Regions from separate parts of the Homo sapiens genome. Here region 2 is linked to region 1. The links are chromatin loops, found by intact Hi-C in ENCODE. Cell type or tissue: ascending aorta. All regions are shown on one strand. Links, peaks and the distances in the headings refer to the core of each region. The heading gives the core; the rest is flanking DNA. Region 1 overlaps SHROOM3 (shroom family member 3). Region 2 overlaps SEPTIN11 (septin 11).

Region 1 (8,602 bases), core at 400-8,399:
AAAGTAACTTTTAGTTAAGGCCAACAAATATATATGCTAACTTGTATAATAAGACCAAGTCAGCCTGAACATCTTGGCTCCCTCCAATCATGCAACCTCAGGATTTACAGCCTAATTTTAATTATAACTTATTTTTAAAGCTATCTTTAACTTTCTTATTTGGGATATGAAGGCAGCTTTTCTTTTTTAGGTTTGTTCGACATGGGTGAATCAATGAATTGCACTTCAACAGCAAAATTGGATTGTATTGATTGGTTGGCTCACTCTTCTCATCCTTTATGTTTCAGAGAAGGTCGGATTATAAATGCAAGCACCTACATTTAAGCAACAGTTGAGATGCTTAAGAACGTGCTTCTGTGTGATTCTGATTAATCCTTAACTATGCTCTGATTTCATTTTACTTGTAAATCAATTGACACATACTTCAGGGACCATCCTGTCTTTTCTCTGGGGTTGCTGTCACCGTATTTGTAACTTGAGGATTTAATAATTGAAGATTGATAAAAAAGACTGGTGGTTTGGGACTAGTGTTTTCACCCTGTCTGTTTTGTTGTGATAGGAAGGAAGGTAATTTTCCCTTGGATTTAAATTTTTTTCATTGAAAACATTCTGAAAATGGGTAAAGTTCTCTTTATAAATCTAAAGAGGTTCTGAGACTACTTTTCCCACCTCATTAATTTCAAGGATGTAAACACCTTCATGAAAGGAAGGTGTTTACCCATTCTCAATGATTCTGTTCAAGTGATAAACAGCAATAGGGCAAACAGGTCATTCAAAATCTGTGCTAATCATCCTCAAGTGTGTTTTTTCTTCCAATGATTACAGCCAGTTGGAGTTTTCCATTTTTTTCAGCAGTTAGCTAAAGTGTCTTTATAAAAACATTTTCCTATAATAAAATAACACATTAGTGACATTTAATATAAACATAAAAATTACTGCTTTGATGAATAAAAGCACCAGAAATGGCATTACCCATCAGATGAAATATGATCATCACACAAGTCTACAGCAATCACTTAAAAATATAGTGTATATGCAAGTGATTTTAAAATATGGATCCATAGGTAGGTAGACACAAAGTGAATTTATAAATGTTGAAGTTGTTAAAGAGAAATGAACATTGGAAAGCTAAATAGATATTGAACATTTTTATATTTCAAAAATCTACCTTCGGTTATGAATTACAACCTAGAGAATATATAAATCAAAGGTAATTTCCTGAGTTAAGTGTAAATCATTTTTTGTATGGAGAGGGATAAATACCCTCATCTTATTCCCTAATCTTAGCCCTAATCATTGTCTTCCATAAAAACCCCAGTATCCTAAAAAGGTACAGAAAGGAAGAGGAGAGAGCTGGTTGAAAAACTTCTTAACAATACTTAAAAGTAAACAAAGTCACAAACCCCACGTTTCATATTAAGAGTGTAGAAAGCCCTTGTTCAGGTCTGCAGAGTACCAGGGCACTCCAAATATGTAATTTAACACATTCATTAATAACTATGATAAATAGATATTTTATTCCAAGAACAATATCATTAGAGAGTTAGATTGGAGGGCAAGGGGATTAAGTATCTTAAGTTTATTGTTTCCCGAGTGACCATTTTTAAAAGCCTCCTTCCAGGAACTGTGGAATGCCTGCCAGGCTCCCTGACTGCTGTCTGGTGAGGGTCCCTACTGGTGCTGTGGACAGCACAATACACAATGGGGCACAAGAAAGCCACGCAGCCTCCCCCTCCTAGACACATGCTGTGCACCCCCTTGGCTCTGCTTGGAAGGTTCAGCTCTGCAAATGGAAGGTTGCAAACATCAGACACCTTCTTTCTGTTTCTGTCTCTCTCCCCTTCTTCTCCCCACAGTGTCCAGCCTTGGCCCCTGACTTTTCCTGGGGTTGGGGAGGCCTGTAGGTTCAGAAGCTGAGCAGCTGGGTGAAGACCTCCCTTAGCTCAATGTGCTCTGGCCATAGGGAGCAGACAAGCAAGCTGAGTTTGGGTAGCCCTAGACACATGGAAAAAGAAACAGCTTCCTCACCTCCACCCCTCCATAGATGACTTCATTAAAATGTCGCTGGTTAATAGGGAAAAGGTAGCACTCCTTGTTAGGCCAAACCCCTAAAAGGCATGTTTTTTAGAAAACAAAAAATAAACAAAAAAAAAATCCCCAGCAGTCTTAATGATCACATTTTGGTGACGGGTGGGAAGGTATACTTTCATACAAATGGATGATTTTGGAAGGCATGAACCTAAGCTGTCTCACACAATTTTGCTTCTTAGTTGGACTGACTGGTTTAAAAAATGAAGCCCAAATGATAGCCGCAGAGCGGTATGGGTGGCATATCATCTGATCCCATTGAGATAAAAGCTCTCAACAAACTTGTGTGAACCAAAACTGATAGAATGAGTGATGTTCCACAAGTGATCAAGAGACTCCTAGCTGGGTGCGGTGGCTGACGCCTGTAATCCCAGCACTTTGGGAGGCCAAGGTGGGCAGATCACCTGAGGTCGGGAGTTTGAGACCAGCCTGACCAACATGGAGAAACCCTGTCTCTACTAAAAATACAAAATTAGCCAGGCTTGGTGGCGCATGCCTGTAATCCCAGCTAATCGGGAGGCTGAGGCAGGAGAATCGCTTGAACCCAGAAGGCGGAGGTTGCAGTGAGCTGAGATTGTGCTATTGCACTCCAGCCTGGGTGATAAGAGTGAAACTCTGTCTCATAAAAAAAAAAAAAAGAAAAAAGACTCCTGGCATCAGTCACTGAAGGAGGACTTTGCTTCTGCACTGGAAGCCTGGCTTTAAAGCAAAAACTCTGGTGTTGGAATGTAAATGAGCCCCACCCTGGGAAGCTATGGCTGCTCAGAAACACTTGGTTTTTTCCAAGTACCAAAGCTCCCTAGTAAGCAGTAGAGCTACCAGTAGACTCTGCCCACTAAAACATGTGTTCCACATTGCCCATCAGCCCTCCAGGGGCGGGGGTCCCAGCAATCAGCCTCTGAAGGGAATCTCCAAGTTCTTCCCTTATCTTTACTCTCACAGCAGTGGAGGCACAGTCTCAGTGACCTGATACTTATGCATTTATTTCTCAGTTGTTTATTAATCGTGGATCATTAGTTCTTCCATCTGAGGTAGGTCATATATCATTATCCTAGTGTGGAAGAGAGAGAGAAAAAGAATGAAATGGAAGAATTTGTCCAACACTACCAAGAAGTTAGTGAGAAATTAGAACCTCAAATACCATGCGGTTCTCCTTCCCTTTTTGTCTTTCTGTCAAAACGGAAATCAGGGATCCTTAAACCTTTCCCTGAGCAGTTCTCTCTGGGCACTAAAATGCTTCAGGCCAAAAATATGCTGGTTCTCTTAACTGGATCACTCTGTGACTGAAAGAGAGAGCATTAAAACAATGAAATGAATTGGGTGTGTGCTCACCTGAACAACTCAAAACCCCAGCGGGTTGCTGGTAAAGTTTTCCTGAAGCCTAAATTGAGGACAGCACCCTCTCTCCTCTGGCTTTTTCCTAGAAAGACCTGATCATTTAGTTTATAACAAATTTCAACCCTGGCCCCTTGACCAGGGAGGCCAGTTGCGGGTGAGCCGTCTGAAGGTGGCTGGCCTGCATTGCCTCCGAAGGTATTTCAGGAATGTTAATGGTATGCCTGAGTGGAGGCCGCAGAGCTCCGAGCTCAGGCCTGAGAACTGTTCTTGTGGCCATCTGTTGTGGCCCAGGAAGTCTCATAGCAACAGCTTCTCAAGAATGGTGCTTTTTTTTTTTTTTTTAATTAAAATTAACTCACACAAAACCAAAAAACTGCTCCACTGCTCAAGAAGAATCAGGACAGCATTCAGATTTTTTCTACACAGTGATGAGTTTTTAAGGAAGAAAAGCCCCCGCATCCTACATTCCTGTTCTTTAAATGAGCAATTTGTACTTGGTGTTGAGGTCTTAATTTTTTTTTTTTCTCCCCCGGGGTAGAAGTCTTTCTTTGGAAAAGAATGGAGGTGAAAACAAGTTTCCAAGGCTGTGGAGAAAATAGTCAGCAAAAATATGGTTAGGAAAAAAGTGGTCAGTTTTTTTGAGATTTTCTTGGTATTTGTTGTTCTTAGCGATCCTGTCGGCAGCTGCATTTTTCCCCCTCTGTAATAATGTGAGCTTTATATGCCTGGCTATTTAGTTAGTGAAATGAACTTCAGACAAAGACACTAATTTTACCATGATGATGTATGCCCTCCGGTATGAATATCGAATCTGTGCAACAGCTGACCTCAGAAAAATAGGTAGGGAAAGTAATAATTATAGTTTCATATTTTTTCATTGATGAGACATTAAGTTAGTCATTTACAAAAACTGAGGTTTTTCCTCAGGATAGAAGATACTGTAAAATGATAAATACATGAAGCCTGGGCAGGCATGCCAGACAGAGACAAAAGAATTCTATTCTGTTCCGCATTGTACCCCTTACCAGGCTATTTCAGGAAGGCACACGGCCTGTCAGAGCACAGTGCCTCATCTGCAAATCTGATTCCTGCATTGTTAAGGAGGTTAAATATAATCACCTAAAAGGAACTTGGGAAAAGATCCTTGAATCTGAATGGCGTCTATAAAGAAGTATTATACACTGTCATTCTTGCTGTGGCACAACCCTGGGAAAACATTTTCATGAGAACTTTTAGATCTCCTTCACTTTTTAGTTTGGCACACTTCCCTCAAGTTTTGTGACATGAAATTTCCCAGAAGAGTCGCAAAATATTCCAAGTGATTTCTGACTATTATTACATAATTCCTGAATATGCAACACACTTGGAATACTTCTTTATATTCTTGATTGGTAGTGTGTATTGCTACTTATATATTATTCAGATGTAATACATTGCCCTTAGTAATGGCGCCAACCTCTATTTACGTGTTATTTAGATCTATTACATTGCCCTTAGTAATGGCGCCAACCTACCCGGAAAGGGATATGTACTTCAAGTTTTGTTTCTGAAACACAGGTTCCTAATGACGTTTTTCTTTCTATAAAGTCCTGACTCATACCCTCTTTGTGCATATTGCCTCCCATATAAAATATAACCACCACATATTTAGGAAGTGCCTACCATGTATCAGCTGGGTTTCTAGGTACCGAGTTTGGAGCTGTGAATAAAAGTAGACAAAAATTCTGGCACACAGTCTAGTCAAGTGACACAGGTAACAAGTCAGATAACACAAAAATAAGTCAATTGTATTATAGGCTAGAAAATGATAACTGCTATGGAAAATACATAAAGCAGAGAAGTACATCATATAATGGCAGAGAGCGTATTGCAATTTTTTAGGGGGTGGTGGAAGGACCTGCTAAGAAGATGATATTTAAAAGAAAACTTGAAAGAGGGGAAAAAATGAGCCTTGAAGGTTACCTAGGGAGCATTGCTGACAGAGAGAAGAGCATATGCAAAGGCCCTGGGGCAAACGTGTTTGGGAAAGAGCTGGGAGGCCAGTGTGGGTGGAGCAGAATGTGGCGGGGCAGAGAGACAGTGGGTCACTGGGAGGCAGTTAGCTTTTACTCTGAAAAAATCCTAGGAGAACTTGCTTCACAGAGCAGTTGTGAGCATTAAATGAAATAATTTGTGTAAAGCCTTCTATAGAGTGCCTAGCACACAGAAAATCTTCGGTACTTGTTAGCTGTCATCCATTTGCTTATTATTACCACTACATAGTCTAGGATTTAAGGATGGAATGATGTGAGCACACAGCACAGAGCTTTGTTCTGATCAAAGTTAATTGTTTCTTATGAGAATTAAACTCCCAACCTTGGCCTCTTAAACATTAAATTCTATCAGCTAAGAAGGTTCCAAGTCTATATCGTCACACGTACAGAGAAAAAAAGCTTGCTTTTAAGAAATTGGCCCTGACTAAGCTAAATCGTTGTTTCCATTTTGAAAGTACCAAGTCCATGCTCTCTAGGGACAGGTGTATTTTGAGACATTTGCTTCCAATTTCAGCTACAAAAGTCTTATTGAATTCCACTGAATTCGCATGATCTCACAACGTACTCATGTTTGAGTTCTGATATCAATTCCCTTTTCTAGGCAGCAGGATTCGAGGTAGGGAGGAGCATATTGCAGATATAATGAAAATAAGGAGTCAATGTGCTTTTCTTCTCCCCACAGTCCAGAAGCAAGATTACCTTTTGAGGCACTTCAGTGACCCTTTCTTAAAATGATCTTCCTGGACACCCCTTTGAATGTCTAGATTATGCTGATCTCCTTTGAACCTGAGGGACTTGGGTCATAACTTATGTCGAGTGATGACTAGCTCAGGAAATTAGAACAAGACAGGGAATCCTTTTCTCCAAGCATATGAAGACCATCATTTAGAGTCAGGGATATTCTTGCTCTAGAACCACCATAAGTGATTTGGGAGCAACAAAAGGAATTATTGATGATAACTAGAGATGCTGAATGAATGAAAAGATCTGTCTAAAAATGTGCACCTTCATCACTGGAAATGCTTCAGGAGAGGCTGATTAATCAATCAATAGTCAGAGGGGTTTGAGTTTATCCACACGACATACTAAAAGAAGCCCTTTGGGGTTAAGAAATAACCCCTAGAGGATTTGGCATCCTACCAGAGATCATGTAATTAATGACCCAGAAAGGTACCATGTTTTTACCTCTTCAACCCAAAGACAGTAAAGAACACAGATGATATAATTTAATATAAATCTGAAAGAATGATAAAACCACCCACGATGACTGGCCCTGTTATTTATTTAGTTGGTCAAGTTCTAATATTTTGGCTTCACAAGTTCCACTATTTTTGATGACATGTGTTGTATATTTTTAGTTGTAAATCAGTAATCTTTATGGCATTCCTCTAATTAGTAAGCAAAGTAAACTCTTTTTAAAAATTTGGGTGAGAACTTGACTTCTAAGATCCCTTCCAAATTTGTGCTTCTGCTTCATCCTTCCAAGATCTGCTTATTAAAAACCAAATTCTTCAGGAAAAGTCACCTTAGTTTAGGAATTCTGAGAGCCAGAAGCAACTGATTGTAGAAGCCCTATTTCACTTAGGGGCAGTGGCTAGTGGAGTCATTTTCTTGCAGTGTCACCATGGTCCTGGTGCCCGGAACCCCAGTTCCCAACACCGATGATGCTGTGTTCCTGTTTGCAGTTTCCAATATTGTCACATCGCTACTGCTGGCTGCCAGGTTGCTCGGTTATGATCAGTGGGCAGAGTGGACTGGAGCTGTTTTTTCTTTTGGAAAAACATTTCTGCAGTACTTATTACATTCTCAGTGATTTGCAAAAATGCTCTCTCTCTTAACCCAATGACAGAGCTACAGTTTTTGTTCCCATTTAACAGGTTAAACAATTGAGATACAGGGAACTAATCCAAAGTCTCACAGTGACAGGGACTTGAACCCAGGTCATCTGTCAACAGAGTCTGTGCTCTTAGCTGCTACATTGGATTTCTCATCCACAAAATGTCTAATCCTATGTGCTCTTTTTATTTGTTGTAGCTCTCCTGTTGATTCAGAGGGAAAACTGATATGGCATATTATTACACTTTATTGCCCTCTGTGAGGGCAGAGAACATAACCTATTGATACCAGTGCCTAGTGTAGCGCCTGGTGCATGCAGATACTCAAATATTTGTTGACTGAGTGAGGGAGTGAGGGTGTGACATGAATAAACAATAGTAAGGCCATAGAAATGCCATCCTAGTCTCAAGAGTCACAGAGATGTATGTAATCGCAGGATGTCACTTACATAAAAACTTTAACTTTGAAAAGTTAAAAAACATAAAATTAGAGGTGAGGACATCATGGGACAATTACAGTGTTTGAACCAGTGTCAACAATTTCATCCCTTGTTAGGCACTCATTCATAGTTTAATTAATAAATCACATTGCATTGGAAGTGTAGCTCCAAAGGACCCTGATGTCAGACTAACACCTGCTATGTGACAATTGGGGAGGGAACAGGGAACCATTGGAACGCCATGAATTCCACTAAATCAGTGCAAATCTGGATTTGGTGCATTTAACAAATGGACATTGAGACTCACAGATTTGTTATGGAGTAGAGAAAGGAAGCCTGAATCTTGACAATGCCAGTATCTAAGGGAACATTTGGGTGTATTGAACATAAACCCACTAAGACCAACTCAAATAAAAAGAGATGAAGATATCAAGATATGAAGGAAGCTTGTGAAATCCAACTATAGGAAGCCAGGAACACCTCAACATTAACTTAGTGGTGAAAAGCTCTTAGAGTCAGAAGGCCTGCATGTGAGTTCCAACCTTGGCATTGCTGAATTTGTGACCTTGGATAAGTTACCTCATATTTCTGAACCTCATTTACTTGTCTAAAAAGAAGGAATAATCAAAGTTTCTACCTTGTTGTGTTGTTGTGTAGTTTCAGTGAGATAATACATATAAAGCACTTGGAACACTGCCTGACACGTAATAGGAACTCAGTAACCATTAACTCTTATTATTATTTAGAAAGTAGGCAGCTATTCACTTTCTTTTTGGATTACATAGTTGTTCATTTCAGCTGACTTTGAACGTCAGTTCCATTGCTCTGTCTGCAGACTGGCTTTCTGACAGACATGGTGCCAGGGTTA
Region 2 (8,602 bases), core at 208-8,207, 390 kb after region 1:
GAACTTTAGTTTCCTTCTCTGTAAAATGGAGCCAATAGTATCTACTTCACAAGTTATAAGGATTAAATGGGAAGGTTTTTAAAAGGGCAAACAAAGGGCCAGGCATGGTGGCTCACATCTGTAATCCCAGCACTTTGGGAGGTCAAGGCAGGCGGATCACCTGAGGTCAGGAGTTCAAGAACAGCCTGGCCAACATGATGAAACCCCGTCTCTACTAAAAAATACAAAAATTAGCCGAGCGTGCTGGTGGGCGCCTGTAATCCCAGCTAGTTGGGATGCTGAGGCTGGAGAATTGCTTAAACCAGGGAGAAAGAGGTTGCAGTGAGCCGAGAAACTCCATGTCAAAAAAAAAAAAAAGTGGGGGCAAACAAGCACCCAATAAACATTATTTTCCTGATGGCTGGAGTGGAAGGAGGGACATATTGAGAAGCTTGAAGGGTAGACCAAGCATCAAGCATGGTGACCTTTGAATGCCTTGTTTGTTTTTGCTAAACCATACTTAGTATTGTGGTCTTTTCATAAATGTTTGATAAAATTGTTTTTTGATTGATTGATCTAGGGAAATGGCAGACCCCTCTTTTTTTGTTCTGTGGATAAGAAAGTGGTAGAGCCTGTTGCCTTTTTTCCTTCTCTGGGTATTTTAACCTTCATCATATAGGTACTCCCAGCAACTTTAAACTGATACTTTGAAAAGATAGTGATCTACTTTTCCACCTTGATCCCAGAATATGAGGTGAAGTATGAGGTACATTTATTGGTGCTCTGTTCTCCATGGGGACTAAAGCTTCACAAGTTTGTCTGTCCAAACACATCAGGTTTTACAGTGATTGTTTCTTGGGTGTTCATGCATGTGACTTGTGGCTGTCACACTGTCTTCTGAATTATTAATATCCGGGCTAAAGGGTGGATAGGAAGTGGAACTGAGAAGGAATCGTGGGGAATTGCTGCCAAGCCTTGTTTCCTTATATCGGTGGCTGCAGCTGCCACATTGCGCTAAACCCACTCCCGGTAATAAGCAACCTAAGTGTGTACATTTGGTGCAGTTGTGGCAAAAGAGGCTTAACTCTGTGTAGCCATGATTACAGTGAGATACGTGGTCTGACCCTCTCTATGTGGGAAGGGATTTGAGGCTTGGATTTTTCTCAAATTCAAATGGGAAAGTAGTTCTTGTTTTTGCCAGTGTAATCATCACTTATTTCCCTTAGCTTGCCATTCATTTTATCTATGTGAGTAATAATTATTCAAATGGACCATTAGGCTTTGGGAGTGTTTAATGGCAGCCACCTGGATCAGTGCCTAAGATTTTTGCTAATTCTGGTTTGTCTTTCACCCTGAGTCTCATTTAACTTCAGTTTTTCCTTCCTACAGATCGTATGGATTACAGCAAGGATCTCTTGCCAAGCTATAATCTTTCAAGTTTTGATTTTAGCTTAATGCTTCCCTGTAATCATGCTATCAAGACTGTCAGAAACATATTCCCATTCACATATCCCATACTCTTAATCTATCAATCTAGGACCATTGATGTGGAATTGGACCCGATCTTGCTGAGAAGTCTGGGCTGCTGACCCAAACCTTTTGTGCTTTGTGGTAACAACATGAGTAAAAATGTAACCTGTGCTCTTGCACATATTTTATCATCTCTTTTTGAGAGCTGATGGGATTTATAACGGATTGTTGTATGCAGTTGCATTTTCCCTGTGTTCTACTTGGGCCCTACTTGATTATTCAGACATATCAACATGATGATAATGATAAAGAAAATGGCTCTTTAAGAGACATTTTTAGTGGACAATGGAGGGGGTGGAGAGGACTGTGGGAACATTCTTGTGAGCTGCAGCATGTGAAAAGGTTTGTTTTGCATTAACTGATCAAGACAAGAAAGCCAGCATATAAAATCTTCTATCAATAGGAGAACTTTGAGAAAAGAGGAAAATTGTAATACAGCCTCTTGGGTCTGCTTTCCTAAGCACAACAGTATGTGTGAGAAAAACTCTAAACCAACTTTCTCTTACACCTAGGTGGATGCTTCTACAATGTGCAGTTAACTTTCTGTAAGGCAGAAAGTTGTCTCTGCTAGTGGGAGTATTTATTGATTTATTAGGGGTTATTTGGTCCTATTTTTTGAGAAGGAGAACAGAGTAAGGAAGGAGTAAGAAAGCTTTAGCTTGATTAGAATGGCTGAACTTGTAGCGGTAACAAATAGAGTCTGTTTATTAGCTTCTCTGCAAGATATGCATTTTTTTTTTTTTTCATGCTCTGCAGAAGTTTGCATCAAATAGCTTACCATTTGGATGGTTGCCCCAGCTGGTAATCTGGGTTAAAACCTTGACTGAGGCAATTCTATACTCATGATCCCTTGGTGTGCTGGTCTGGTGGGAAGATATGTTTGTAAGTACACTAGGGAGTGGGAAACAGAAAAGTCTTTCATGACGTGGCTGCTCAGTGATTGTTTCTAGATCTCTCCCCCAAGTGACACTCGAATACTTAGTAGCACATCCTGGGCATAATGCTCCCCATTTAAGGACTATTTCCAGTAAACTGAAAAAGAATCAGTTTTAAAGTCTTACATCCTCTACTCTTAGTTTTCCTAGTTCATTGATTTCCCTGCCCTTTGGGCCTCTTTCCTTTTCCTGCTGCCTTCCTTGATAGATTCTACCTCTTTCTTTCCATCCATCTCCATTCCCTTTCTGCAACTATTCAAATCTTTTTTTTTTTTTTGATTGAGATGGAGTCTTGCTGTTGCCCAGACTGGAGTGCAGTGGTGTGATCTTGGCTCATTGTAACCTCCGCCTCCTGGGTTGAAGCGATTCTCCCACCTCAGCCTCCTTAGTAGCTGGGATTACAGGCGGGTGCCACCATGCCTGGCTAATTTTTGTATTTTTAGTAGATACGGGGTTTCACCATGTTGGCCAGGCTGGTGTCAAACTCCTGGCCTCTAGTGATTGCCTGCCTCAGCCTCCCAAAGTGTTGGGATTACAGGCATAAGCCACCACCCCCGGCCCAGATCTTATTTCATCTTACCATAACCTAGGGCAAAACTGACCTGCTTTAAGAGAGTTTTACATTTTTGCTCTGGTCCACATTCATCTCCATTGTCTAACCCTGTAATCTTTGTAGTATATTTCATCATGAAACATTTCAAAATCATCTTCCATTTTACCTCAATAACTTATCTCCCTAATAAGACTCAAATTCCTTAAGAATCTTTTGTATTTCCTAGAATTCTTGTTACAAACACAACACCTAAACATTTGCAGTTTACTTTCATTTTTGGAAGGCTTCCTCCAAAGGCTAGCTAGTTTGTGGTTAGCTGCCCTTATCAGATTCAGTGTAAAAGGTTTGCCTTGGTAGCCTGAGAGGGATCTAGTTTACCATGCTTTTACTAATATCTATCTTTTTTCTCCTGGAGACAGTTGTGTGTTTTTTTTGTTGTTTTTTGTTTTTGTTTTTTTTTTAGCTGGGGAAATGCCAATATTCATTATTATATCTTATCCTAAAGTTACACAGGAGAAATAGGGATGTTGAAATAATGTATACTTTGGTAGGCAGAATCCGAAAATGGCCCCAAGATCCCAGCCCCCTGGTGTACACGCTCTGCATAATCCCCAGAACTTGTGAATATCACTCCCACAGGTAGGTTATGGCACAGCTGTCGTTTAGAAATGGAGATTGACCTGGGTGGACCTTACCTCATTAAGCAGTCCCTTAAAAGGGACCAGACTGTTCCTGAAGAAGGATATTTGACATGTGAGAGGGACACAGGGAGATTTTTCATTGCTGACTTTGAAGACAGAGGTGACCTCGTGGCTTGGAACCGTCAGTGACTTTTTGGAGCTGAGTGCAGCCTCTGACAGCGAGTAAGGAGAGAAGGCCCTCAGTCCTACAGCTGCAAGGAATTGAGTCTGCCCACATCTGGAATGAGCTTGGAAGAGGGTATTTCCCCAGAGCCTTGAGAGGACAACCTCCTTAGCTTGGCCCACACTTTGATTTCAGCCGTGTGATAACCCAGGCAGAAAGTCCAGCTACACCATGCCCAAAGTTGTGACCTATGAAACTGACTGCTAATAAATGGATGTTGTTTCAAGCCACTAAATTTGTGATAATTTGTTATATGGCAGTAGAAAACTAGCACATGCCCCACATTTATGTAAACAACCCCTATTCCATCCTGATATTGTTTTATCCAGGGTTGAGATTAAGACACAGTAGAACTCTTAGAGGCCAGGTGTGGTGGCTCATGCCCGTAATCCCAGCACTTTGGGAGGCCGAGGCAGGCAGATCACAAGGTCAGGAGTTCAAAACCAGCCTGGCCAACGTGGTGAAACCCCGTGTCTACTAAAAATACAAAAATTAGCTGGGCGTGGTGGCAGGTGCCTGTAATCCCAGCTACTCGGAAGCTGAGGCAGGAGAATTGCTTGAACCCTGGAGGCGGAGGTTGCATTGAGCCGAGATCGCGCTATTGCACTCCAGCCTAGGCGACAGAGCAAGACTCCATTTCAGGGAAAAAAAGAAAAGAAAAAAAGAACTCTTAGGAAGACTTGAGGATTTTGGCCATAATTGTTTAGTAATATTTGTAGAGCAAGACCAGATGTTAATTGGTATGTTTATTTCCTCAATATGTATCATGGTTTTGGTCATTTCTGGTATAATTCCTCAATTTTCAGGTGCTGGAAATGTGTCACTGGACTCAGATGTTCTAGGTCAGCCTGGATTAGGAACTGAACATGCCTTGGGAGGAGAAAGCAGCCAGGTTGTGACTAGGGGAAACAGCCCTGGTGCTTTTGTTCATGACTTGCTTGGAACTGGATTGGATTTTTTTTTTTTCTTCTCTCACAGAGACTGCCATCACATGGCCATTACTGTAACTGAAAATCCCCTGCCTTTTCAGAAAGGCACAGAAATATATGGTATCTTTCAGAAAGGAAGTGGCTAATTTATATCCGGTGATAGAAATGGTGGCATCGGGAAGGAAGCGTCCCATCCATATTTCATTATTTGCTGATGAATGCATTCAGTGAATAGAAATAGATGAACTGAGCCACAATATTTCTCAAACAGGAAATACTGAGGAATAGATGTGTGAATATGAGTAGCACAGGACATAAAAAGTTGAGGAAAAAACTTCCAACTGCTTTGAGCCTCTTAATTCTATTTGACCTCCTATTCGTCACTGTTTTGAAGATATTCCATAGGATAAAGACAGGGCAGGAGGGACAAAAATGACCCAAATAAACAACAGTGAGACAAGTGGGTGGTTTTATGCTCTGCAAGAGACGTGATATGTCTTAAATGGAACTGGGTTGTTTGGGACCCACTGGACAGCAAGAGGGTTTTGAAATGGTTTATGACCTCTTCCCCACTTCCCCGCTTGCTTTGCTCATTAGTGTTCCTAGGTGGCTGCTGGGTGACGGGCTTTTCATCATCTCTGATGTGGGCCAGTGCGAAAGAGCAGCTGCAACATCTGTTTCTAATTGGGTCGTGCCTTTATAAATACTTCTTGCCTATTTGTCACATTGCTTCCCTCCCACCCTGTCTTCCTTGGAGTACTGCAGAATCTGTAAGCGTCCCTGGAATGCACACGTGGACCTTGTCATTCCCAAACAGACTTTCTGCTGGTCAGCACTTTGTAATGTTCGGCTGTTACAGGCATTAGTCACTTGTGCTCAGAGAGAGACTGTGGTCTTTGGAAACTGAAGAAAATGTCTTTTTTGTTGTTGTTAATTCTTGGCATCCAGTTAGATTTAACTTCTCAAGAGTTTACACAGACTTTTAGAAAAACATTCTGTCTCTAAGAAAAAAGTGCTCTAGCTTTGTACAGTTTTTGGATTTTCACACTTGGTGGTTGTTTGCTGAAATGCTGTTTTGCTAGTGATTCCCCTCCTCCCCCTATCTGGGGTTGTAAGCAGCTCTGGGGCTCTGTTCACTTCGGATACCTGTTTCTGGGGACTGCTTTTCAACAGCGTTTTTCCTAAGGGCATATGAGAAATTTAATTTCTGATGGAATGAAGGTGAAACTCTAGTCCCAGGTAAACCTGGGTAGGCTGTAGAGACAGAAAGGGGGCTGCAGGTCTAGGTGGAAGAACGAGAACGAATGCAGCATGGTATTTCCAGGCCTTTTAGATTCGGCTTCATCCACAACCAATGTGAGTTCTTATCTGCAAAGCGGGCCTAAGTGTAATGGAGGGAAGGTGGGCCAGGCACCAGGGTCCTGGGTTCTCCCGCGCCTCACTCTGTCTCCACCTGGCCCATGCATAAAGAACACTAGTCAAGTAGCCATTGTACCTGTTTCCTTATCTGAAAATGAGAAGGTTGGAGAGTATGACTTCTGTTGAAACAACAAGGCGCTTACAAATTTTGGTGAAGTCGAATGAGGGCAGCGTTAAGAGAAATATCAAAGTTAGTCATTGGATTTCAGGGCTTAGGGATGGAAACCAGCTGGTAGTAGACTGGTTGTAGTTATGTCCAAAGGGCAGAGTGGGAAAAATTTGGCCGAAAAGAGTGTGGTGGGTGACCAGCAAATGTTAGAGGTATACATCAGGGCACAGAGGAGAAAAGCTAACATGATACTGATGACTTCAAGTCTTCACTGTCCAATTCAGAGGATAGGGGAGGGTTTAAGCTGATTAAACAGTGGGCTTTTTTTCTCCTGCAAGAGGGTGGAGGTCTATAACTGTGCAGATTTTATCAGATGCATGCTAATACATGTTATTCTGGGGGACTCTCTTATACCTTGAAGTAGACATTGCTGCTATTTGGCGTGAAAAAAATAGGAGGACTTATTTGAATTGAGAATGGGGATAGGCTGAGTTCCACCGAGATGTTGGCTTAGAGATGCCTGGGCCATGCTGTACAGTAGGAAGCCCAGCAGAGGAGATTGGGCTGTGTGGGTCATGACAAAGGGAGTTGTTAGCTTATGGTTGGCTATTAAAGTCATGGGCAAGGATGGGCAAGAAAAGTGTGTAAAATGAGCTGACAAAAGATAAATATGTTAATTAATTCTTTACAACAGCCCTGTGAGAGAATGTGTCTTAAAGCTGACAAAACTGAGGCAAAGTTAAATACCCTAGGTCACACAGCTAAACTATGAAAGAGGTGCTCTTGTCTTGACTTCACATGTTGGGCACCTTCCACTACACTTTTCCACTTTTCCGATTCCTCCTGTCACTTTCAACATGACTTGGTTCTACTATTAGAAAAATTAAGTTCTCCTATTTTACTCTGTTAACCTACCTATTAGCTACAATAAATATTGTGGGCTTACCTCCTCAAAAAAGATCTTTATTTAGTATTATTGTTATTGATGTTCCTGGATTTTAAAAATCTTATATATTTTCTATTATAAAACTACAGCTTTTTTTTCTTTTGTAATAATTCAAATGTTACAGAAACAAAACAATTAAAAGGTAACATTTCCCGAAAATCTTACCAGCCCCAAAGAAAACCCCCACACGGCATTAATTTTGTAAGGATCTGGAAAAGCAAAATGTGTTCCTCTACTGGGAGTCTTCTGGAGAAAGTTACTTGGAGATAGCACTTGGAATTGGGACAATTATTCAGTATTAATCAAGTGCTTTTTTGGTTATATGATATGTTTTCCAGAGTGGCTCCCTGGGTTTGGCATTCTGAGCTTATCTACCTGGCTTTGTGACCTAGGGGCTGGCTCCTGGATGCTCCTCCTTAGTCTCAGCTTCCAGCTGGGCCGCACTGAGAAGTTGTTCTTTCCTTGTATTACCATATGGTTTTTCTCTTAACAGTTCCTCACTGCCGCCTGGCGCTCTCTGTTCTGCTGCTTGTGTGAGACAATTTCCTTGGGGGTTTTCTTGGCTCTAGGCATGGGATTTCATGGTATAGATGACAAGCAGAGTAGCAAATGTTGTTCAAATCATCTTTAAAGAATGCAATTCTCATTGGTAATGAGATGGTCCAGACATTTTATATTATGAAAGTTACCCCAGCAATGCTTAGCTTTGAAAGCATCCCGATGCTGGCTTCATAGCTGTGGTTTGGGTCAAAACTTTGCATTCCAGTGTTTTCCCTTTTGCATGAGAACTAAGGGCGTTTCCCATCTTCCCATTAACCTTCTTTTTTTAAAAGAGAATGTGAAACCAATTCAATACTTTCTAGAATGCAGTCAGATAAGAGTGTGTATCTACAGAAATGATTAATCAGGGTACTTAAATAAAACTTACTTTGCGGACAGTTCGTGAGGCCAGAATTTCTCCAGATACTGGGAGGTGGCTGGTGGTCAGTCAAAGATTTTGTGTGCGAGACAGCATGTTCTTTTCTTTACCTCTCTTCAGCTCAGAGGCGTCTGTACTACTGAAATAGGACCTCAGAAAAAGACATGACCTAAGATGAAGGGGTATGTACTTCTTCTCTTTTCCAAGTGGGTATTCTGTAAGGAGAAAAGACAGAGCTCAAAGGAGTGTACTGTACATGTCTCCTCTGCCCTCTGCTGCCCCATGGTTTCATCTCAGCTCTCTTTAAAATTGGACATCTGTTCCCTTGAAACCTGAGTTCTGATATTTCTACCTTCTCCCATCAGGTACTGCTGCTCAGAAAGACTATTTGTTTTCATCTGAATATGTGAAACCTGCAC

Evidence for each region. A loop is a pair of places that touch in the nucleus more often than their neighbours do. Peaks named below come from ENCODE experiments on the same cell type or tissue, not always from the same donor. Only the 100,000 strongest peaks of a DNase experiment are listed, where the experiment ranks them.
Region 2: a loop joins it to region 1, with 1.8 times the contacts of the local background. A loop is called at or near these places in 2 of 110 quality-filtered maps.

The regions. Positions count from the first base shown.
Region 1 is chr4:76,586,758-76,595,359 of GRCh38, forward strand. The region is part of intron 2 of SHROOM3 (shroom family member 3); the gene reads left to right. Among named protein-coding and RNA genes, the nearest start is that of MIR548AH, 16 kb to the left of the region's middle. In ascending aorta, for the core only: no CTCF peak of the experiment used is centred there; DNase peaks (open chromatin) are centred at 2,862, 3,654 and 7,134; H3K4me3 peaks cover 6,279 bases; H3K27ac peaks cover 7,341 bases.
Region 2 is chr4:76,979,506-76,988,107 of GRCh38, forward strand. All of the region lies in intron 1 of SEPTIN11 (septin 11), which reads left to right. Among named protein-coding and RNA genes, the nearest start is that of SEPTIN11, 34 kb to the left of the region's middle. In ascending aorta, for the core only: CTCF peaks have their summits at 4,847 and 7,778; a DNase peak (open chromatin) is centred at 5,516; H3K4me3 peaks cover 1,742 bases; H3K27ac peaks cover 2,383 bases.